2 separate regions of the Homo sapiens genome follow, and region 2 is linked to region 1. A link is a loop called in an ENCODE intact Hi-C map of the cell type or tissue named here. Cell type or tissue: PC-9. All regions are shown on one strand. Each heading gives the region's core, and the rest is flanking DNA. Links, peaks and the distances in the headings are about the cores only.

Region 1 (11,831 bases), core at 1,333-9,332:
CTCTGTTTTCCCATCTAGCAAAAGGGCTCCATCAGTGGTTTTCAAACTGTGCTCCAAGGCACCCTGGGGCCAAGAAGAGTTTGCAACCACCCTGAAGAGAGGATGTCCCCAAGGTCCTCCTGGGATCCCACCCACCTCCCTGCCTCCCCTTCAGTCCTGGTCCACCCCTGAAAGGCAGGATGTGGCTGCCAAAGGTAGGTAGGGAAAAGGAAGGCGTGGGGGGCTGTGCGCAGGAATCTACATCCTGGGGACCCGGAGATGGGAACTCCAGGTGCCTGGAGCCTGGCTTCCGGCTCCATCCTAGGGAAGAAGCCTCGGCCGCCGCCTCCCGGGATGAAACCGCCTGGCTTGCAGCCCAGAGCTCTTCCCGGACACGGTGCCGGCATCTCAGCTTCCCTTCTGGTGGAGGAGACACTCTGGAGCCGCTTGCTCAGGGCTTGGGTTTCCAAGACTGGATCATCCATGGCTGTGGCTACTGAGTCCCAGATACCCCAAGTATCCAGCAAGAGAGTGAGGCTGGGCCTGTGCCGAGCGCTGGGGACCCTGCCCATTCTGTTTGCATGAATTTAACCCCAGCACTCCCTTCTGCGGAGGAGGACTACCAGGTTGGGGGATGTCCGTGAGCAACAGGACGCGGTGAGGCCTGAGGCCAAATGGAGCACCCCTGGCCCTTCCAAAGCGGGCAGTGGCTACTTGGCTCCAGCCTGCAATGGCCAGACTTTTGATTTTTCAAGAGAAGCCAGAAATCTGGGTTATAATTTGAAATCTCCAGAGTTTGGAAAAGTTTTATGAGCAAAACACATCCACAAACGGGGCACAGCCCGCAGGCTACCCACGGGCAACATTATCTCCTGGATGGGTACAACCACTGCCTTTTTTATTTTTATCTTTTACTTTTTTTTATTTTTGGTAGAGACAGGGTCTTGCTGTGTCACCCAGGCTGGAGTATGGTGGTGTGATCATAGCTTACTGCAGCTCCGACCCCCTGGGCTCAAGGAATCCTCCTGCCTCAGCTTCCCGAGTAGCTGGGACTACAGGCACACAGCACCATGGCCAGCTAAGTTTGTTTTTTTGGGTGTTGGGGGGGATGGTCAGGGGTAGAGATGGGGCCTCACTATGTCTCCCAGGCTGGCTTTTTTTTTTTTTTTGAGATGGAGTCACGTTCTGTCACCCAGGCTGAAGCACAATGGTGTGATCTTGGCTCACTGCCACCTCTGGGTTCAAGCGATTCTCCTGCCTCAGCCTTCCGAGTAGCTGGGATTACAGGCACGTGCCACCATGCCAGCTAATTTTTGTGTTTTTAGTAGAGACAAGGTTTTACCATGTTGCCAAGGCTGCTCCCGAACTCCTGACCTCAGGTGATCCTCCTGCCTCAGTCTCCTAAAGTGCTAGGATTACAGGCGTGAGCCACTGCGCCTGGCCCCAGGCTGGTCTTGAACTCCTGCCCTCAAGCGATCCTCGTGCATCGACAGCTCAAAGTGCTGAAATTACAGGCATAGGCCACCGTGCCCAGCCACAAGCAGCATCTTGCAGATGAGAACACTGAGGCTCAGGGGAAGCAACACGTGCAGTCCCCGAGAGGCAAGTAGCCCAGCTCAGACTCAAGCCCGTCTCCGAATTCCAGATTCCAGGAAGGACGCTTCCATGAAGCTATTCCTTTGCTTTGAAAAAAAAACAACCTTCCCTTTACAGCCTCGTCAAATAACAATGGAACACCCACCCATACACCGCAGCTCAAGGAAGCTGTTTCTGTGCTGATGCCTGCCATTCTCCAAGAAAAAACTCCGCCATTCACAGGGTGTGTTTAAGGCGGAGAAGAGAATACAAATGCATCTCCCCGCGTACCCGCCTAGGGCATCTCTGGGAAAATATACTCAAATACTCAAGAAACGGTGGGGGAACGGGGTGGGAGGAGGACTTCTCTCTCACTGCATATCCTTTGAGTATTTTGATGATTTGGACATGTGAACATATTCGCTCTTCAGCAAGTAAATGGTTGTTTTGTTTGTTTTTCATTGTTCCCTCAATTCATTCTGAGCCTGGGACAGGAAGGGGCATTTCCAGGTGTCTCTGGGGCCCAGAGCCAACTCCCTGGGAGCTGGAGAGAATTGGGGAGGGGAATTAAGCCTGGATGGGACCCCCCGTGTGCCAACCACCCTGCAAATCCCCACCCACCCCTGTGTGCACAAGTACACTTGGTCCTCACAACCACCCCAGAATGGGAAAAAGTTACAATCCCTGTCTACACATGAGGAAACTGAGTCACACAACCAGAAGTTATGGAAGCCTGTTTGGAGCTTGGGGGTCAGGTCCTAGGCCCACCCCTGCTCCTCCCCAGGCCCTCCCGTTTCTCAGCTGAGGATCCACAGCCTGGGATCTGTCACAGCCCAACCCAGGCCCCAGGCCCCAGGCTCATTCTCCAGTTCCCTCTGGTGAGCTAGTGGGGCGGTTCTGGCCCCAATGGCACCACCACACTCCTGCCTACCCAGCTGGGCTTGGAGCAGCTGGATTCCTTCTGGGAATGGTCCCATCCCAGGTCCAAAGACCATCTGGGCTCCATCCAGAGTCATTTCCACCCCTGAACCTCCGGTGCAGCTGGGGGCTACACATACACCCCCGCCCGCCCCATGGAGCCTGTGCCTGGGAGTCCCTCGGTACTTCCTGCCCAAGGTAAGATTCGCAGGCAGGATACCCAGAGAACACAAGGTGTCCCCTTGGGCATCTCACAGCATCGCCAGGAAGAGTTTGGCACCCCATTGACTCCTCCTGTGAAGAGACCAGAGAGATTAGACCATTAGGTTAAAGTCACGCAGCCAATGGGCAGGAAGATAAACTGTGCTGTTATTCAGAGTCACCTAGACCTGCTTTGGGTTATAGAAGAAATATGCCAATAGGGCCAGGCGTGGTGGCTCGCACCTGAATCCCAGCACTTTGGGAGGCCGAGATGGGCAGATCACCTGAAGTCAGGAGTTTGAGACCAGCCTGGCCAACATGGTGAAACCCCATCTCTACTAAAATTACAAAAAATTAGCTGGGCGTGGTGGCAGGTGCCTGTAATCCCAGCTACTTGGGAGGCTGAGGCAGGAGAATTGCTTGAACTTGGGAGGCAGAGGTTGCAGTGAGCCGAGATCGTGCCACTGCACTTCAGCCTGGGTGACAGAGCAAGATTCCGTCTTGGAAAAAAAAAATTAAAATAAATACATAAATAAAAAATAAAAATACAGAAAATTAGCTGGGCGTGGTGGCGCAGGCCTGTAATCCCAGCTACTCAGGAGGTTGAGGCAAGAGAATCTCTTGAACCTAGGAGACAGTGAGCAGAGATCACACCACTGCACTCCAGCCCGGGTGACAAAGCGATATCAAAAAAAAAAAAAAAGAAAAAGAAATATGCAAATATGGCAAATCCATTCTCATTGGAAAGGAGTCATACTATGCAGATGAGGCTCCCCACTGCTCTCCATCCCCCTCCTCTGCTTCACTTTGCTCCCCAGCATCTACCCTTCCAGACGTGTCACAGGGCTACATGTGAATTACTGTCTGTCTCCCACGAGACAAGGACTGTGTCTGTTGTGTTACCCACTGTGTTGTGTTCCCAGCACCTTGAACATAAAATAAGGAGATCATCCTGGATGATTTGGGTGGGCCCAGCACAATCACAAGAATCCCTGGATGTGCAAGAGGGAGGCGGAAGAGCAAGTGTCAGGGTCAGAGGGAGTGGAAGACGCTGTGCTGCTGGCTTTGAGGGGAGGAAGGAACTGCAGGCCAAGGAATGCGAGCGGCCTCTAGGAGCTGCAAAGCCAAAGGAGGGCCCATGAAGGCACAGGCCCTGCCCGCACCTTGACTTTAGCCCACAAGACCCACTTCAGACTTCCGACCTCCAGAGCTGTAAGAGCTCACATCCCTGTTATTTTAAACCGCTACATTTGTGGTCATTCCTCACAGCAGCAATAGGAAACTGATAGGAAACTAACGCAGTTACAGTGTGGGCTCAAAAACACTTTCCTCTGAATGTACATTTGTTTTGTTTTGAACTGAGTCTCACTCTGTCACCCAGGCTGGAGTGCAGTGACACAATCACGGCTCATTGCAGCCTTGACCTCCCAGGCTCAAGCGATCCTTCCACCCCAGCTTCCTGAGTGCTGGGACCACAGGCGTGCACCATCACGCCTGGCTACTTTTTTTTTTTTTTGAGATGGAATTTTGCTCTTGTCACCCAGGTTGGAGTGCGATGGCGTGATCTCGGCTTACTGCAACCTCCACCTCCTAGGTTCAAGCGATTCTCCTGCCTCAGCCTCCCAAGTAGCTGGGACTACAGGTGTGCACCACCACACCTGGCTACTTGTTGTATTTTTAGTAGAGACAGGCTTTCACTATGTTAGCCAGGCTGATCTCAAACTCCTGACCTTAGATGATCCGCCTGCCTCATCCTCCCAAAGTGCTGGGATGACAGGTGTGAGCCCCCGTGCCCGACCGTGTTGAAGTGTTGGAAAGTGTGCTTCTTCATTGGTATGGAGCCCCACCTGGTCAGCACGGATCCAGCCCCCTCTTGCGTGTCCCTTTGTGCGGAGGGTGCTCACAGAGTACTGGCAGGCGTCCAGGGCCATTTTTCCTCTTTCACTATGACACACAGTGCCACGAGCGTGTCCATGAGCACGAGGGGGTGTTTCCTAAGACCTGCCTAGGCCGTTCCTCACTGTGGGACCTCGGGGACATCACATCCCCTCTCTGAGCCTCAGTGTCCTCATCTGTTAAATGGAGCATCTGATGGTCCCTCCCTCACAACGCGCTCTCCCTATGCCAAGCTGGTGCCCTCTCCTCTCCTCTTGGCAGGGCCCTGCAGGGGGGCAAAGGACACAGCGGGAGACTCCACCCTGACGCTCAGCTGTGATCAGCGTGTCAGGCCCTGCCTGGCTTGCCCTGTGGAGCTGAGCTCCAGGGAAGGCCCAGCCCAAGCTGCACACGCACCAGGCTCACAGAATGAAAAATCAGTCATGGGTGCTTGGGCTGGGTCATCAGAGCCTCTGAGGTCAGGGGCTCCAGGAGGAAGGATCACAGTGGCACAGTGATGGGGAAAGCAGGACATCCGGGAACAGCCTCCACACTGGCCACCCCTTGGCTGGGGACTGTGAGCCAGTCACCATCCATGCCAGGCCTCAGAGTCCTCCCCTGTAAAGGAAGACAACAATGACCCCTCCTGGGCTGTGCTGGGGACCCAGCGAGGGAGCAAGATGTAAACAGAGATGGAAATGACACACTTCCTGGCCCTTAAGAAGCTCAGGTCTGGACACGAGTAAACAGGCTTTGACTTTGTAGAGAGAGGGGCTCCAAGAGGGAGCTGGGATCTCAGAGCCCCACCCCCACTCCATCCAGCCTGGGGAAGCAGGGAGGACTTCCCGAGGAAGGGGCATATGGAACCCTTGGGGCCGTGTAGCTAAGCCTGGAAATGCCCTTCTGCAGGGGTGGCCATCAGCCCTCCTGAGGCCCAGCAATGACCAGGCCAGGGCAGGAAGCCAGCCAGGGGACTCCAGAGGGGCTTTCTGGGCGGAAGTGGAGGTGGGGTTCCTCAAGGTGGAGAATGAGGTCAGGGCTTGGCCGACCCGGCAGGTGATTCCTCCTGGCCAGCCCCTGGCCTGTCCAGGGAGGCGGTCCCACCCCCAGGCCTGCCCCATCACCAGCCAGTGGTCAGGCCCGGGCTGCCTGATGCCCCCTGTGCTGACTCATGTCCGCCCGGCTGTCCCTGGCCGGAGGGAGGGGGCGGACCCTACTCCACACTTGACCTTATCAGGCCTTGCTGGTGTCCAGCCGCTGGAACGTGGGCAGGGCCTCGGCCTAGCAGGCACGACTCTGGACCTCCCAACCCCCTCCCTGACCTGGTTGGGCAGGGTGTGCATGAGCTCATGGGAGCCCCAGGCAGGGCAGGGCAGGGCAGGGCAGGCAGCGCGTCGGCCCAAGAAGGGATGAGGCCAACAGCCTGGCTGGGGTGCCCCCGTGGAGCTTGCCCGCGGCCCCCTGCCCGGCGGGACAGGGCTGGGCATGGGCTATTCTTAGTTCCCGAGTGGGCCCCAGATGTAGCAGCTGGTACCCTACATTCCTACCATACAGCCCAGCCTGGCACACAGGGCACGCACCAGTATGAAGGCACACACATGTGGACACACCCATGCACAAGAACACTCCTACAACTGCACGAGCATACACATGAGCGTGAATGTGCAGTGGTGTGCACATGAGCATGTGCCTACATCTGTGTACAGAGACACGCTCACTCCACCTGCCTTTACGCAGACACACCAACTGCTATTCACATGTGTACAAACATGTGCACACCCACCTCCCACAGGCACGCCAACATACACAGAGGCCTGCATATAAGGCCCACCCAGGTGTACACTTCGGGGACACCAGCTGGCTGAGCGTCACTCAGCAACATAAGCAGCCCCGGGTCCCGGCCTATGTGTGCACACATCGAGTGCCAGCTTTAGAGAATTCCATTCCTTGCTGGCTCTGCTAATGATGCCCTCAGGGATGTCCCATTCTGGCAGCTGTAAACAGGCAACGAGCACAATGGGACTCTTGTTCTTTCAGGTGTAGCACAGAGGGCTGGAGGTGCACAGAGGAGTGGCGGCCCAGTGTAGGGTGGTCAGGGAAGGCTTCCTGGAGGAGGGGGTCTTCGAAGGAGCAAGCAGGGAAGGACATGCCTGTTTGAATGAACCCAGCCTAGACTGAGTAATTTTCTCTGCTTAGGGAAATAACAACCATGGCGGTAAACCCTTGTCACGCTCCTATTTACCACACACTTCCTCGGCACCAGACTCCATGTGTGTCATCTCATTTCATCCTCATGACAACCTTATGAGGCGAGTCCTACTACGGTCACCATGTGCAGATGAAGCCCTTGAGGCAAAGACGGGCCTTGACATATGGCTGGTGAGTCTGATCCCAAAGCCCGTGTTCTTAACCCAGCCTGCAGGCACTGGTGGCGACTTTGTTGGTCATGGAGGGTGTTCCAGTTATCCATTGCTATGCTGCAAATGATCCCAAAATTTAGTGGCTTAAAACAAGAGCAATCATTTGTTTCTCTCACAGATCTGCAAGTCAAGCCAGATGCCGCAAGAAGGCACAGCACTGCTCTATGAGGCATCAGCTGGGGCAACTTGAGTGGGAGCTGGAGGTCCCATTGGCTCTACTGGGGCTGACAGCTGGCAGGGGTAGAGGGTCCTCTGTTCCTTCCCACACCGGCCTTTCCATGGGGCTGTTGAGCTTCCTCACAGCATGGTGGCTGAGTCCCAAGAGGTGGGAAGTAGAAGTTGCAGTTTTTTATGGCCTGGGTCCAGAAACTGACACAGCCTCACTGGCAACATATTGATCAAGCATCCACGGAGCCCAGATTCAAGGAAAAAGGACATAGACTCCCATCTTTCAAGAAGAGGAGTGTCAAATAATTGGGGGAAGAGCATGTTCTAAAACCACCAGAATAAGAATGGAGGGGACTCCAAGGCAGGCGACCAGTATCTAATGCAGAGCCTCCTGCCCTGTTCCAGACCTCAGAACTCCAGCCAGGGCCACAAGTCAGCCTAGTGCAGACCATAGACCACCCCACCCACCCCTGCTCATTTCCTTTACATTTTTTTCTTTCTTTCTTTTTTTTTTTTTTTTTTTTTTTGAGACAGTCTCACACTGTTGTCCGAGCTGGAGTGCAGTGGCACTATCTCGGCTCATTGCAACCTCTGCCTTCCAGGTTCAAGTGATTCTCCTGCCTTAGCCTCCCCAGTAGCTGGGATTACAGGTGTCCACCACCAAACCCGGCTAATTTTTTTTTTTTTTTTTTTTTTTGTATTTTTAGTAGAGATGGGATTTCACTATGTTGGCCAGGCTGGTCTTGAACTCCTGACCTTGTGATCTGCCCACCTCGGCCTCCCAAAATGCTGTAATTACAGGCGTGAGCTGCCGTACCTGGCTTTTTTCTTTTCTTTTCCTTTTCTTTCCTTTTTTCTTTCTTTCTTTCTTTTTTTCTCTCTCTCTCTTTCTTTCTTCTTCTTTCTTTCTTCTTTCTTTTTTTTTGAGATGGTCTCACTCTGTCACCCAAGCTGGAGGGCAGAGGCACAATCTTGGCTCATGGCAGCCTCAACCACCCCAGCTCAAGCAATCCTCCTACCTCAGCCTCCCCAGTAGCTGGAACCATAGACATGCACCACCACACCCAGCTAATTTCTTTTTTCACGTATTTTTTGTAGAGACGGAGTTTAACCATGTTCTCCAGGCTGGTCTTGAACTCCTGGTCTCAAGGGATCCACCTGCCTCGGCCTCCCAAAGTGCTGGGATTACAGGCTCTGTTCACATTTTTGTGTGTGTGTGCCAAGCACAGAGGGGCCACTGTGTGCAGCTACAGAGGCCCAGCTGGCCTGGCACCTCGGCTGGAAAGGGGCAGCCTCTGGGTAGAAGAGCTGGGTGCCCAGGTGGGGAAGGCATTTCACTCACCCCCTGCCAGAGCTCCCTTGGAGCCCCAGAGTTCCAGGCTCCTGGGTCCTATCTCCTCTGCTTTCTCCAAGCCCATTCCAGGGAAACAGAAACCCAGACAGGGCTTGGAAGATGTCACTCCTGGGTCCTGAAGTGAGACCCCAGAATAGATGTTCTCCTGAGGTCCCCTCTCCTGAAGTTTTATAATTCTGGGGTTGGAAGTGTCCCATGCTGTAAAATCCAAAAGTCTGTTTCCCTGCTTCTCTTTTTCTTATTTATTTATTTATTTTGAGATAGGGTCTCACTGTGTCACCAAGGCTGAATAGCAGTGGTGCAACCATGGCTCACTGCAGCTGTGAACTCCTGAGCTCAAGTGATCTTCCCACCTCGGCCTCCCAAGTAGCTGGGACTACAGGCATGCGCCACCACACCTGGCTAACTTTTGTATTTTTTATAGAGACGAGGTCTCCCTGTGTTGCCCAGACTGGCCTTAAACTCCTGGGCTCAAGCGATCCTTGCACCTTGGCCTCCCGAAGTGCAAGGATTACAGGCATGAGCCACTGCACCAAACCTTCTCTCCTTCTTAAGATTCTGAGTTTCTGTTTTGACTCTATTTGACAGCATCAGTCAAATTGCAAACGGGCTTACCCTTTGACCCAGCAATTCTCCTTCTAAGGAATCTTCCAGCCTCCAGAAGTCATCAAGCATGTGCAGAAGAGACAAGGCAAAAGTGTTCACAGTGGCTTCTTGTGTAACCAAGGAAAACTGGGAGCTGCCCCCATCTGCACCAATGGCCAGAGCAATTTATGGAACGTTTACGGAACACCGCGTCTGGTATGTGCCTATGAAACTTCTGCATTCAACAGACAAAACTTCTGCATTCAAAACACCACATTTCAAAACAAAACTTCTGCATTCAGCATGCCACAGTCATGTGTGGAGAGCAGAGAGGAACCCTGGAGGGAGGAGCTGCAGACGGAGCAGGGCCGTGGGGCAGGTGTCTACTGGTTTCCTGTAATAAATTACCATACACTTGGTGGTGGAAATAACAGGCATTTATTCTCATAGCTCTGGAGGCTAGAAGTCCAAAATCAAGGTGTCTACAGGGCCATGCTGCCTCCACAGCTCCAGGGGGCAATCTTTCAGCTTCTGGGGACTCCCGGGTTCCTTGGCCTGTGACCGCACTGTTCAATCCCTGCCTCTGACTTCACAGGGCCCTTTCCTCTCCTGAGTCTCTGTTTGCAAATCTCCCATCCCTTTCTCTTGTAAGAACACTCTAACTGGATTTAGGATCCACCCCAACCCAGGGTGACCTCATTCTGAGATCCATACTCTAATTACATCTGCAAAAATCCTTATTCCAAATAAGGTCACGTTCTGAGGTGCAGAATAGACATGAATTTTGGGGAGATCCTTTTCAACCCACAACAATGTGGAAGGCCAATGTGTCTTCTCCATCATTTGGTCCTGCTGCAAGGAGGGTGTGTTTCTGGACCTGTGTATTATTTGTGTATCATTTCATTTATGCCTAGTGTTCCATTATTGGGAATTATTTCTGTCCTCCTTCTCAAGGTCATTGCCAAGGTCTGATTGCAAAAGTTTTAAAAATTGCAACTTAAGGCATAAATGGGTTAATTTTTTTTTTTTTTTTTTTTGAGACAGGGTGTCTGTTACCCAGGCTGGAGTGCAGTGGCACAGTCATGGCTCACTGCAGCCTTGGCCTCCTGGGTTCAAATGATCCTCCCACCGCAGCCCTGCTGAGTAGCTGAAACTATAGACATTCGCCACCACACTCGGCTAATTTTCTTTAATTTATTTTTTGTAGTGATGGAGTCTCACTCTGTTGCCCAGGCTGGTCTCAAACTCCTGGGCTCAAGCGATCCTCCCTCTTCAGCCTCCCAAGTAGCTAGGATTTCAGGTATGCACCACCACGCTTGGCTAATTTTTAAAATTATTTTAGAGACAGGGTCTCACTATGTTGCCCATTCTAGTCTGGAACTCCTGGCCTCAAGCGATCCTCCCACCTCAGCCTCCCAAAGTGCTGGGATTACAGGCATGAGTCACTGTGTCTGACCTCATTTTAACTTTCAAAAAGTTCTAAAATCCCAGAAGACAAGTTGTCTTCAAAGATCCTCTGCCTCCCAGGGTCAATGACTCCAGTTTTCTGGGAGGCCCAGGGGGCCCCTCGGCAATGAGGTGGAAATCGTCAGCATGGCAGGGTGGACGCCTCTGATACCTGCCCTGCTGACCAGGCTGGAAGTTGCTGTGGCATCCTCAGGCCTCCAGATGGTGAGCCTCCCTGAGTCAATGGCGAGGTGATGGCCGACGTTCCCAGCCCAGCACTTGCTCCGGGTAGGAGCTGGGCACCTTGGAGCATGGCAGGGCTAGGGAGTGGGGGACAGTGGACTGGGAGCTCTGCCTGGTACCAGCGGCCCACTTGCCCATGACAGGCTCCTCAAGGGTCCTGGGCAGTCACAGATCCCAACCCCTCATTTTGGGGTTTTGTTTTGTTTTTGAGACAGAGGCTTGCTCTGTTGTCCAGGCTGGAATGCAGTGGCACAATCTCGTCTCACTGCAACCTCTGCCTCCTGGAATCAAGTGATCCTCCTGCCTCAGCCTCCTGAGTAGCTGGGATTACAGGCGCCCGCCACGACGCCCGGCTAATTTTTGTACTTTTAGTAGAGACGGGGTTTCACCATGTTGGCCAGGCTGGTCTCAAACTCCTGACCTCAAGTGATCCACCTACCTCGGCCTCTCAAAGTGCTGGGATTACAGGCATGAGCCACCACACTGGGTCTCCAACCCCTTTTTTTATCAATAGGGAAACCGAGGCTGACAGAGAAGAAAGGGCTTGGCCAGGGTCACCTCCTGAATTAGGAACCATGTGGCCTGTCCCACTGCTGCTCAGCAAGAACCTCCCCAGCCTCCTCCACACCTGTTAGGGCAGCCCCAGTGCCTCTGCCAGAGTGGCTCTTCATTCTCCCCAGCTCACCCTGAGAGGAGAGCGGGAAATGACCAGCCCTGTGCACAGATGAGGGAAACTGAGACTCAGACTGGCAGAGGGGCAGAGGGGGTCAGAACCAGTCAGCAGACACTGGGCTCAGATCCCCCCGCCAGTGCCCCAAGGACACAGAGACACCAGACCCCCCAGTGTGCCGCGGCAGGGTCCACTGGGGCTGGGAGGAGCCCTCCTAGCCCCGCCTGGCCTCTGGGGTTCTGTCTTCTTTCCTGACCGTGCCTTGCCTGTCTCCTGCAGGCTGTGCTGTGGCCCAGGGCCCAGGACAGAGCAGGGTTTGCTGGACCGGTGACAGTCGCATCCTTGCCTGTGTCTGTGAGTTTGGCGGGCCTCGTCTGTGTTTCTCCTTGCTCTCATC
Region 2 (11,831 bases), core at 2,555-10,554, 78 kb before region 1:
AGGCAGAAGAATGGCGTGAAGCAGGAGGCGGAGCTTGCAGTGAGCCGAGATCACACCACTGCACTCCAGTCTGGGCAACAGAGCAAGACTCTGTCTCAAAAAAAAAAAAAGAACTGCTTAGGTATAAATCTTATAAAAAATGTACACAAGGTTTGTGTGCTGAAAACTACACAATACTGATGAAAGAAAGAAAAAATAAATAAATGGAGAGACACATCACATTAATACATTTTCCAAAACATAGTAAAGATTTTAATTCTTCCCAAATTGACATACAGATTTAATGTGCTACCTATAAAAATTCCAGCAAGATTTTTTGTAGATAGAGACAAGCATATTTCAAGACTTACATGGAAAAACAAAGGAACTAGAATCATTGGAACAAATTTTAAAAAGAAGAACAAAGTGGGAGAGATCAGTCTTCCTGATTTATTATATATGAGATATATAAGACTTATTATGTAATATATTTACAATAATCATGACTGTGGTATTGGCAGAGGGAGAGACACATAGATCAGGGCAACAGAATAGAAGACTCAGAAAAGACTCCACAAAGATATGCCTGGCTGATTTTTTGTTTTTATAATAGTATAAATCAATTCAGTGGATGAAAGACAGATGTTTTAACCAAGATTGTTGGAGCAATTGGACAACCATAGGCAAAAAGAAAAACAAAAGGAACCTCAAACTAAGTCTCACACTTTACACAAAACAAACTCAAATGGATCATGAACTTAAATGTAAAATGTAAAAATATAAAACTTTCAGGAGAAAATATTTAAAATCTAGGGCTACGCATACGGTTCTCACACTTGACACCAAAATTATGACCCATAAAAGGAAAGACTGATACAATGGACTTCATTAAAATTTAAAACTTTCTTTCTGTGAAAGACTCTGCTAAGAGGATGAAAAGACAAACTACAGACTGGGAGACAATATTTGCAAACCGCTGTCTGACAAAGAGCCTAGAACATATAAAGAACTCTCAAACCTCAACAGTAAAAAAAAAGAAAAAAATCCAATTAGAAAATGGGCAAAAGACACGAAGGTACATTTCATCAAAGAGGGTATACAAATGACAGATAAGCACATGAAAATATGTTCAACATCATTAACCATTAGTGAAACGCAAATGAAAACCACAATGAGACAGCATTATACACCTATCAGAATGGCTGAAAGAAAAAACCGTGACACCACCCAATGTTGGCACATTGGATCACTTATACATTGCTAGTGGGAGTGTAAAATGGTACAGCCACTCTGGAAAACAGTTTGCCAATTTCCTTTTTTTTTTTTTTTTTTTTTGAGACAGAGTCTCACTCTGTGGCCCAGGCTGGAGTGCAGTGGCGCGTTCTTGGCTCACTGCAAGCTCCGCCTCGCAGGCTCACGCCATTCTCCTGCCTCAGCCTCCGGAGTAGCTGGAACCACAGGCGCCCGCCACCACGCCCGGTTAATTTTTTGTATTTTTAGTAGAGACGGGGTTTCACCATGTTAGCCAGGATAGTCTCGATCTCCTGACTTCGTGATCCACCTGCCTCGGCCTCCCAAAGCACTGGGATTACAGGCGTGAGCCACCATGCCCGGCCACAGTTTGCCAATTTCTTTAAAAATTAAACGTGCAAGAACCATGCATACAACCCAGCAGTTGCACTCCTGGGCATTTATCCCAGGGAAATGAAAACTTATGTTCACACAAAAACCTGTACGGGAATGTTTATAGCAGCTTTAGTCATAATAGCTCAAAACTGGAAGCAACCCAGATGTCCTTCAACAAATGAAGAGTTAAACAAACTGTAGAACATTCAGGCGATGGAAAACTACTCAGCAATAAAAAAGAATGAACTGTTGATACACACGACTCCCGGATGACCCTCCAGAGAACTGCGCTGAGTGAGAAAAGCCAATCCCAAAAGTTTACACGCTGTATGCTTCCATTTACACAACATTCTATGTATTTATTTAGAGACAAAGTCTGTCTCTGTCACCCAGGCTGGAGTGCAGTGGCGCGATCTCGGCTCACTGCAACTTCCGCCTCCCAGGTTCAAGGGATTCTCCTGCCTCAGCTTCCTGAGTAGCTGGGATTACAGGCGCCCACCACCATGTCCGGCTAATATTTGTATTTTTAGTAGAAACGGGGTTTCACCATGTTGGCCATGCTGGTCTGGAACTCCTGACCCCACATGATCCACCCGCCTCGGCCTCCCAAAGTGCTGGGATTACAGGCTTGAGCCACCGCTCCCGGCCTATATAACATTCTTGAAATGACACAATTACAGAAATGGAGAACAGAGCCGTGGGTTGCCAGGTGCTGAGGAGGAGCTGGGCTTGGAGGGAAGTGGGCGTGGCCATAAAAGGATGCCTGGAGGGATCCTCATGGTGACGGAAATGTTCCGAGTCGATGTTAATCTGGTTATGACATCTTATTATAGGTTTGCAAGATGTTATTTACCATTGCAGGAAACTGGGTAAAGGATACACAAGATCACTCTGTGTTATTTCTTACAACTGCATGTGAATCCACAATTATCTCAAAATAAAAAGTTTAATTTAAAAAAGTTTCTCGATGACAAGATCTGATATTCTATATCCACAGTAGAATTTAAACTGAAATCTGGCCAGGTGCGGTGGCTCACGCCTGTAATTCCAGCAATTTGAGAGGCCAAGGCGGGTGGATCACCTGAGGTCAGGAGTTTGAGACCAGCCTGGCCAACATGACAAAACTCCGTCTCTACTAAAAAATACAAAACTTAGCCGAGTGTGGCGGTGGGCGCCTGTAATCCCAGCTACTCGGGAGGCTGAGGCAGGAGAATCACTTGAACCTGGGAGATGGCGGTTGCAGTGAGCCAAGATCACGCCACTGCACTCCAGCCTGGACAACAAGAGTGAGACTCCATCTCAAAAAATAATAATAATAATTAATAAATAAATAAATTGAAATCTAAAAGGCTGGGCACGGTGGCTCACACCTATAATTCCAGCACTTTGAGAGGTGAGGTGGGCAAATTGCTTGAGGCCAGAAGTTTGAGACCAGCCATGGCCAACATGGTGAAACCGTGTCTCTACTAAAAATACAAAGATTAGCCTCTACTCCCAGCTACTTGGGAGGCTGAGGCAGGAGGACTGCTTGAAACCGGGAGGCAGAGGTTGCAGTGAGCCGAGGTCACGCTACTGCACTCCAGCCTGGGTGACAGAGTGAGATTCTGTCTCAAAAAAAATTGGAATGTGGAAATGTGGCTAAGAGTCTCTCTTTTTTTGAGACAGGGTCTCCCTCTGTCACCCAGTGTGGAGTGCAGTGGCCTAATCACAGCTCACTGCAGCCTTGAACTCCTAGGCTCAGACGTTCCTGGCCTCAGCTTCCCAGCGGTCTTTGTTGTAGGCAGCTTGAAGGATTCTCATTGGCACAGAAGATTAAACAATGCCTTTCCATTTTAATAAATATCTGCAATCAAAATAAACAATGTTCAGTCAGAATCACCTTCTTCTTCCCCTCCCTTTAGCCTTCACTCCCTGAAAGCTACGGAGGATGCCCAGCTTCCACAGACCGAGTTGCTGCCGAGAGCATCCAGACGCAGCCAGGGAGCCAGGAACCACTGCCATCATCTTGGAGGAAACTCAGAGAATGGGAACTGGAGCCAGACGCCAAAGGCAGGCAAATGTTTGAAATGTTGAAAAGGGGCCGGGCGCAGTGGCTCACTCCCAGCACTTTGGGAGGCCAAGGCGGGCAGATCACCTGTAGTCAGGAGTTTGAGACCACCCTGGCCAACATGGTGAAACCCCGTCTCTACTAAAAATACAAAAATTAGCCAGGCGTTGTAGCAGGCGCCTGTAATCCCAGCTACTAGGAAGGCTGAGGCAGGAGAATCACTTGAACCTGGGAGGCGGAGCTTGCAGTGAGCCGAGATTGCACCATTGCATTCCAGCCTGGGCCACAGAATGAGACTCTGTCTCAAGGAAAGAAAGAGAGAAAGAAAGAGAGAAAGAAAGAGAGAAAGAGAGAGAGAGAGCGGGCGAGAGAGAGAGAGAAGGAAGGAAGGAAGGAAGGAAGGAGAGAAAGAAAGAAAGAAAGGTTGAAAAGGAGGAACTGTTGTTGATAACAGAAAATGTAAACTGGTGAGCCTGACATCAAATCCTGGCCGACTTCCAGGGTGGAGGAGGACACAGATGGCCGGAGAGGACCAGGGTGGGTACCTAAGTCACCAGGAGCCCACATGGTTCTCTAAGAAGCAGTTGTGGTGGCTGAACGTTTGGGTCTCTACAGGGCCACCTGGCTGGGAAACACAGGGAAAAGCCAGGAACCCTGGATGTAAATGTTGCTACGGCATTTGAACATCACTCTTGGACATTCTTGTGCTCAGATAAAAAATCGGGGCTGACCGGCAGCCTAGCTTGCTGGAGGGGAGGTATAGCTGATTGAATACACAGACCAAAATGTGGGGTTGGCTTGAAAACTGTCAGGATGGGCCACGTGTGTTGATCCACGTGGGATTGCACAGACGCACCCTGTGGGTTCTTACTGTAAAACCCCTGCGTCTGGGAAATGCTTTGTCTTCGTGGCACAAACTGTTCCTCTGTTCCTTTTGTCTCCAAGTCCCCTGTTACTCCAGAAGTCCCTTCTCCCAAGCCTTTTCTTTTTTCTTTTCTTTTCTTTTCTTTCTTTCTTTTTTTTGAGACGGAGTCTCGCTCTGTCGCCCAGGCTGGAGTGCAACGGCACAATCTCAACTCACTGCAAACTCCGCCTCCTGTGTAGCTGGGATTACAGGCAACTGCCATCATGCCCAGCTAATTTTTGTATTTTTAGTAGAGGTGGGGTTTCACCATGTTGGTCAGGTTGGTCTCAAACTCCTGACCTGAAGTGATCCACCCGCCTCGGCCTCCCAAAGCGCTGGGATTACAGGCATGAGCCACCGCGCCCAGCCCTCCCAAGCCATTTCTCTGGATCCTGAAGCTAGAGAAGACCTCAGAGAATGGTCTGATGCTGCCCAGAAACCACAAAGGTGGAACATGGTGCATCCCTGTTTTACAGACAAGGGAGGGGACTGATTCTTAGGGAAGGGAAGTGACCTGTCCTATTAGAACCCAGGCGTCAGCTCTCCACCCATCTTCACTTGGTCAAAGTTGGAGGAAAGGGGGCCTTCAGCAGCACCAGGAGGGAATGATAACCAGGCTTCCCTGTCCAGCGCCCTCCCACCATCCCCGCAGCCATGGCCCAGTTGAGATCTTCCATACCTGGGACATGCAGTCAGTCATCACTGATCCAGCCATCTGTGTTGGGAGCCTACTGTGCATCTAGAACAGCCTACTGTTCTAGATGGCGAGGGAAGAGGGACGAACGCAACAGACACAGAGGTCCTTGCCACAGTGCTCCTAGCCCAGCTTGAGCAGCCAGTGCCCCGCCCTGCCTTCCCCTCATCCACGGCCTCTGTGGTCTCCTGGTTGCACACAGAGGGTCCTATTAACCTCCGGAGGCCAGGAGGTCTGTGAGTTTGGGCCTCATATTCAGGAAAGATCTACTTCAACTTTCAAGATTTTGTAGACCCAAACACGGGTCTACAAATGGCCGTTGCATGGTAGTTGTGTCAGAAGTGTTAGTTTGATCAATGTAAACTATTTAGAATGCAGAATGGCTTTGCTACCCCTATTTGATATTTCTTCACGCTTTCAATATAACCAAGCCTTATGCACCTGCTCCAGGTAAGCACCCTGTCCTGGCTGTGACTTAGTGGCCCCCTCGGGTTGGGGCAGCTTCCATGAGCTCATGCATTTTATTTTATTTATTTTTTCATTTTTATTTTTTGAGACTGTCGCCCAGGCTGGAGTGCAGTGGTATGATCTCGGCTCACTGACACGGCCGCCTCCTGGGTTCAAGTGATTTTCCTGCCTCAGCCTCCCGAGTAGCTGGGATTACAGGCACCTGCCACCACACCCGGCTAATTTTTTTCTATTTTTAGTAGAGATGGGGTTTCACCATTTTGGCCAGGCTGGTCTGGAACTCCTGACCTCAGGTCATCCACCCACCTTGGCCTCCCAAAGCGTTGGGATTACAGGCCTGAGCCACTGCGCCCGGCCAGAGCTCATGCATTTTAAAGGTGAGAAAGCCAAGGCATGTCTTCTCCCCCTCCCCCAGCTCAGCCCCCTCACAAAACATGCACAGGTGCACACAAGCATACATGCATGAACATTTGCCTATGCACACATGCTGACCGTGCACACACACATGCACATGCACACTGGACAACTGCACACACTCCCGCCCCAGACCCTGGCTGTGCCCTCCTGTGAGTCACAAGGTGACTCACAGGCACCTCCCTCCTCTCTGATCTTCAGGGTAGGGGAGAGACAGTAAAAGGGAGAGGGAGAAGAGATGTCTCAAAGCCAAACCTAAGAAAGTGACTTTGGGTCCAGCTGGGGCCTGAGGGACAATCAGGGTCAGGGCTGGGGATCCAGGGTGTCCTGCCTGTGCCAGCCCGGAAAACAAGGCACATCAGCACCAAGTCACCAAGGCCCTCCTTCTCTCACAAGCTCCCCTCCCTGTGGGCTCTTTCCCCGCCTGCTGGACCCAGGTTCCAGCTGGAGGGGAGGAAGCCACTAAGATGCAGTGGGGGAAAGTGATGCCCTCACAAACATAATACCACGACACCACACCCCGGGACACCCCCCAGTCACCACCCACAGCCTCCCAGTGGCTTCGTGGGGGATGTGGGTTGTTCAGACTGCAGCCAGCAATCACCAATAACCACCTGGCCCCAACACATCCCTGGCCTAGACACAAAGTCTTCAAATACCCAGGCCTTTTTTTTTTTTTCAGACAGAGTTTCGCTCTTGTTGCCCAGGCTGGAATGCAGTGGCGCGATCTTGGCTAACCGCAACTTCTGCCTCCCTGGTTCAAGCAATTCTCCTGCCTCAGCCTCCCGAGTAGCTGGATTACAGGCATGTGCCACCACACCTAGCTAATTTTGTATTTTTAGTAGAGATGGGGTTTCTCCATGTTGGTCAGGCTGGTCTCGAACTCCCGACCTAAGGTGATCTGCCCACCTCAGTCTCCCAAAGTGTTGGGATTACAGGCATGAGCCACCGCGCCCAACCTACGCTTTTTTTTTTTCAGCTTCAATCACCTGGGCTTGAGTGATCCTCCTGCCTCAGCCTCCCAAGTAGCTAGAATTACAGGAATGTACCACCACGCTCTTTTTTTTTTTTTTTTTTTTTCGGTTGTAGAGATGGGGTTTCTCCATGTTGCTCAGGCTTGTCTCAGACTCCTGGCCTCAAGCAATCCACCAGCCTTGGCCTCCCAAAGTGCTGGGACTGAAGGATGAGCCACTGTGCCCAACCTTCACCTGGTTCTTTACATGCAATCCCTGGGAAGGCTGTGTAGACAGAGTGGGAAGAGTCACTTGGCTTCACAGACGGAAGCCTGGAAGGGGCAAGGCAGGATTTGAAACCCAGGGAGGGGCTGGGGGTTCTGGAGCGCTAGCTTCCAGAGGGTGGAGGCCAGGTCACCGCTGATTTTGGTGGTCATGTTACCTGTACCCCACCCGGGCCATAACCTCCATGGAGTGAGCGGCAGGTGCGCTGGGAGAGCTGGGGGTCTGGGGTCAGGACTGCTGGGGGTGGGGCGACCTGGCCAAGTCAGCACCCCACCCCTGCCTCAGTTTCCCCATTTGAGGAATTTGCCATTGCTGACTCTTCTGAAGCTCTATTATACCAGGACTCAGAAAAGAAAATGAGGGTACCCTGAGGCTGTCTGCAGCTGGGCTGACTGATGGGGGGACCTCTAAGGATGCTTCCCCGCTGTTCCCCTGTTGCTGCCCCCAACTCAGCTGCCAGGGAAAGACGCCCAATATCCCCATTTCCTCAAAGCCCCCTCCTCATGGGAGTCCTCCTCTGGGCTGAACCCTGGACTCCATTCTCCTCTCCTGTCCTGGGGGGCTGGGAGGGAGGTGAATTGGGCCTGACCTGAGCCTCCTGGGGAGATGGGGCTTGGAGAGTAGGGTCAGCCCTGGGTCTAGAAGCTTCTCCCTAGCAGTGCCCAGCTGCTTCCCAGGCCATAGACAGGTGGCCTGGAGCAGGGCTGGGGCAGGCCTCAGGCGGCCCCCACACCCCTGCTTCCGCCTTGAATAGCAGAAACATTCCTACATCTGTCATGGGAAGACGGCCAGCTCCGCCTTCACCCAGGAAACCAAACATTCCCGCTGTGCCCAGCCTTCTTCCCACAAAGTATCAGGGCGTTCGGGGCACCCCACCCCACCCCATGGCCAAGGGGCAGGTGTGTGGGAGAAACCCCCAAGACCTGAGACCTCAGCTTCTGCTGCAGATGCCTGCTCCCTTCCTACACACACACACACACACACACACACACAATACTACCAGCAAAACACAGACATACTCACAGGTGCAAAAGCTCCCAGCCACACCCACAGACAGCTGTACACACACGAACACACACTGGCCACTCACCACAGACCCACAGAGAGGGGGTGCAAACATGCACACACAGTGTTGTTCCCTGCAGCTGAGCTCCCAGAGAACGGAGATCCTGACTCAGTAGTGCTGGTGCACAGTAGGTCTGCAGTGAGTGCCCTTCGGCACCTACCAGCTTTGAACCTCAGTGTGAGGGGTATATTCCTCCATCCACTCCGTTGCCCTCTTCCGCCGCTAGGCTGTGAGTTTCCATGGACAGGATCCTTGTCTGGGGCACAGCTGCATCCCCAGAACGAACACAAGACTTGGTACGTAGCAGGTACCATCCCACAGGATCATGGTCCTGCTGTCACTCCTCCAATCTCCCAAACCAGCTTCCAAGTCACTGCCTGATTCTTCAGGAGAGGAGAGGTGGTCTTGCCATCCTGCCAGAACCCAGGGCACCGAGCCCCTCCTCTCTCACGCACTCAAAGTCACCACTATCTGACCCCTCACCCCTGCACCCTCATGTCCCCAGCCTGCCCCGCCCTTCTCCCAGGACATGGTCCTGCCTGTCCTGCCTCCTGCCCTGGCCATACTCACTTCCCTGCCGCAGTCTGGCCAGCCTCAAGGTCAAGTTCACTGTGCCAGGTGTGAGGGTGAAGAGGACACCCTCAGTCCCTGTCTCAGGGAGCACAAGGCAAACAGGCAATGACAACCTAGGGTGGGGACAAGGGCTCTGATGAGGGGATGAGGGCACGTGGGCAGCTGTGGGGGTCCGAGGAGGGGATACGCAGTCTGTGGCCTTGCTTAAGGAGGAGCAGAGACAGCTGGGCTCCAGAATTCAAGCACTTGACCAACCATCATGCTGCCCTCAAACCATGTCTCCTGTCCCAGAAACAGGTGAGGGAGCAGTGAGGCCTGCTCGACAGCTGGGCCCGGGACTCTGCTCCGAAACATGCCTGTTGCTTTCTTCTCTCTGGCTACAGTTTATTTCATCCTCACTCAAGGAAGCCCTGGTCTCCGGGAGAAAGGCCACATTAGTCCTCCTCAGCTGAAGCCTTCACAGTCCACAGAGTAATTTCACAGCCCCTAGCTCCTTTAATCCTCACAATAGTCTATGGGGACAGATGTCTCTGCCTTCATTTTCTTTCTTTCTTTCTTTCTTTTTTTTTTTTTTTTGAGACAAGAGTCTCACTCTCTGGCCCAGGCTGGAGTGCAGTGGTGCAATCTTGGCTCACTGCAACCTCCACCTCCCGGGTTCAAGTGATTCTCCTGCTTCAGCCTCCTGAGTAGCTGGGATTACAAGCGTGTGCCACCATGCCTGGCTAATTTTTGTATTTTTAGTAGAGACGGGGTTTCACCATGTTGGCCAGGCTGGTCTCGAACTCCTGGTCTCAAATGATCCACCTGCCTCAGCCTCCCAAAGTGCTGGGATTACAGGCGTGAGCCACCTCACCCACCCTACTTTCATCTTCTAGATGGTGGGAAGCTCAGAGAGTTGTAAAAGCCAGGTAAAAGCAAACATTTACTCGGCTGTGTGGCAGTGAATTCTATAGGAATGTGTTTGGTGTCAGGTCAAAGAAAAATCCAATTTATAGTGGTTTAGGGAAGAAAAATAGGCGTTAATCTTTCTTCCATAACAAGAAATCAGGAGGCAGTAACGCTTGCCTTGATGATGGCAGGGCTGGATTTCCTGCAATCTCTTTGTCATCCTTATCATCTCATTACTACAGAATGGCTGCTGACCCGCCAACTGTCACATCTGCATTCAAGGCAGGAAGAAGGGAAACAAGGAAAGGGCAGTCTCCCTGGAAGTCTCTGTCTTCTGATGAGGATGAGTCCCCACTGTCACCCTCCCTGCACACCCCACAGACTTCCTCTCATGTCTCATTAGCCAGAGTGCCGTTATATGGCCACACTCAGACCCACCATCGGTCCAGGAGAATCAGATGCCCAGGACTGATGAGACCAGCCTCTGGCACTGAGATCGCAGCATTTCAGCTGGTTCCATAAGCAGACCAGGGCTCTGTTTAGCAAGAGAAATAAGGAGGGATGGCTGCTGGGCAGGGTCTGCCCTCCCAAAAATTGCCACAGGAAGCAGTTCCCAGGCATAGTCCCATTTGATCCTCACACAATCTCATAAAGCTGAGACGATTCTCTGCCAATTTAGCAGACAAGGAGACAAAGCTAGCAAACAGCAGAGCTGGCACCTAGACCCAAACCTGGGTTCCTCACCACTCTGCCGCCTGCAGGTCACCAGAGGCCTCAAATGCACGGGGCTGCTGCCGGGTGTCAGTTACATCCGCCTCACCTGCACCTGCCGTCTCTTGGCTCTGAGTGTGCAGGTCAGGGTACTTGAGTGCCCAGGTACTGACAGGTGACTGCACCATGCAGAGCTCCATGTGGCCGCTGTGCACTGGAGAGCTTTGCCCAGAGCTATGGGCTGAGCCCCTGCCATTGGTTCCTTCATCCGTCCAGCGTCTGCAGGCCCCAGGCACCAAGGCAGGCCTTAGGAGGCACAGGCGCAGATCCTGACCTCAAAGACAGACTTTGGCACCCAGTGCCTTCCTAATTCAAGGAGATCTTGGGTAGAATGTTTGAATGCATTCAGAGAAGAAAAACCTCACTTCTGGCCAGAGAGCTGCAGGAGCAGGTTTTTTTTTTTCTTATTTCTTTCCCCAACTTTTTATTGTATTTTTGTTTGTTTGTTTGTTTGAGATAGCGTCTCACTCTATTGCCCAGGCTGGAGTGCAGTGACATGATCTCGGCTCACTGCAACCTCCACCTTCCAGGTTCAAGCAGTTCTCCTGCCTCAGCCTCCCGAGTAGCTGGGACTACAGGTGCCCACCACCATGCCCGGCTCATTTTTGTATTTTTAGTAGAGACAGGGTTTCGCCACGTTTCCCTGGCTGGTCTTGAACTCCTGAACTCAAGTGATCTGCCTGCCTCGGCCTCCCAAAATGCAGGGATTACAGACGTGAGCCACTGCGCCTGCACTTACTGTGTTAAAATACACATAACAAAAAATTTACCATTGTAAGCCAGGTGCAGTGACTCATGCCTGTAATCCCAGCACTTTGGGAGGCTGAGGCAGGCAGATCACAAGGTCAGGAGTTCGAGACCAGCCTAGCCAATATGGTGAAACCTTGTCTCTATGAAAAATACAAAAATTAGACGGGTGGTGGCGTGTGCCTGTAGTCCCAGCTACTCGGGAGGCTGAGGCAGAAATATTGCTTGAACCCGGGAGATGGAGGTTACAGTGAGTCGAGATTGGGCCACTGCACTCCAGCCTGGGCGACAGAGGGAGACTCTGTCTAAAAAAAAAAAAAAATGTGCCATTGTAACTGTTTTAAGTGTACAGTTCGTAGTATTAAGTACATTCATAATGTTGCGTGACCATCGCCCCCATTGTCTCCAGAACTATT

The links. Hi-C counts contacts between places; a loop is a spot of excess contacts. Peaks named below come from ENCODE experiments on the same cell type or tissue, not always from the same donor. Only the 100,000 strongest peaks of a DNase experiment are listed, where the experiment ranks them.
Region 2: it touches region 1 in a loop (5-fold over the local background); 3 of 110 quality-filtered maps call a loop at or near these places.

The regions. Positions count from the first base shown.
Region 1 is chr22:39,277,930-39,289,760 of GRCh38, forward strand. No RefSeq gene overlaps it. Among named protein-coding and RNA genes, the nearest start is that of SNORD83B, 30 kb to the right of the region's middle. RefSeq lists enhancers at 1-700, 3,775-4,274. In PC-9, for the core only: no CTCF peak of the experiment used is centred there; DNase peaks (open chromatin) are centred at 5,202, 5,752, 6,502 and 6,793; H3K4me3 peaks cover 865 bases; H3K27ac peaks cover 2,590 bases.
Region 2 is chr22:39,199,188-39,211,018 of GRCh38, forward strand. No RefSeq gene overlaps it. Among named protein-coding and RNA genes, the nearest start is that of PDGFB, 40 kb to the right of the region's middle. RefSeq lists enhancers at 5,808-6,747, 6,720-6,769, 10,192-10,692. In PC-9, for the core only: no CTCF peak of the experiment used is centred there; DNase peaks (open chromatin) are centred at 6,314 and 8,267; H3K27ac peaks cover 510 bases.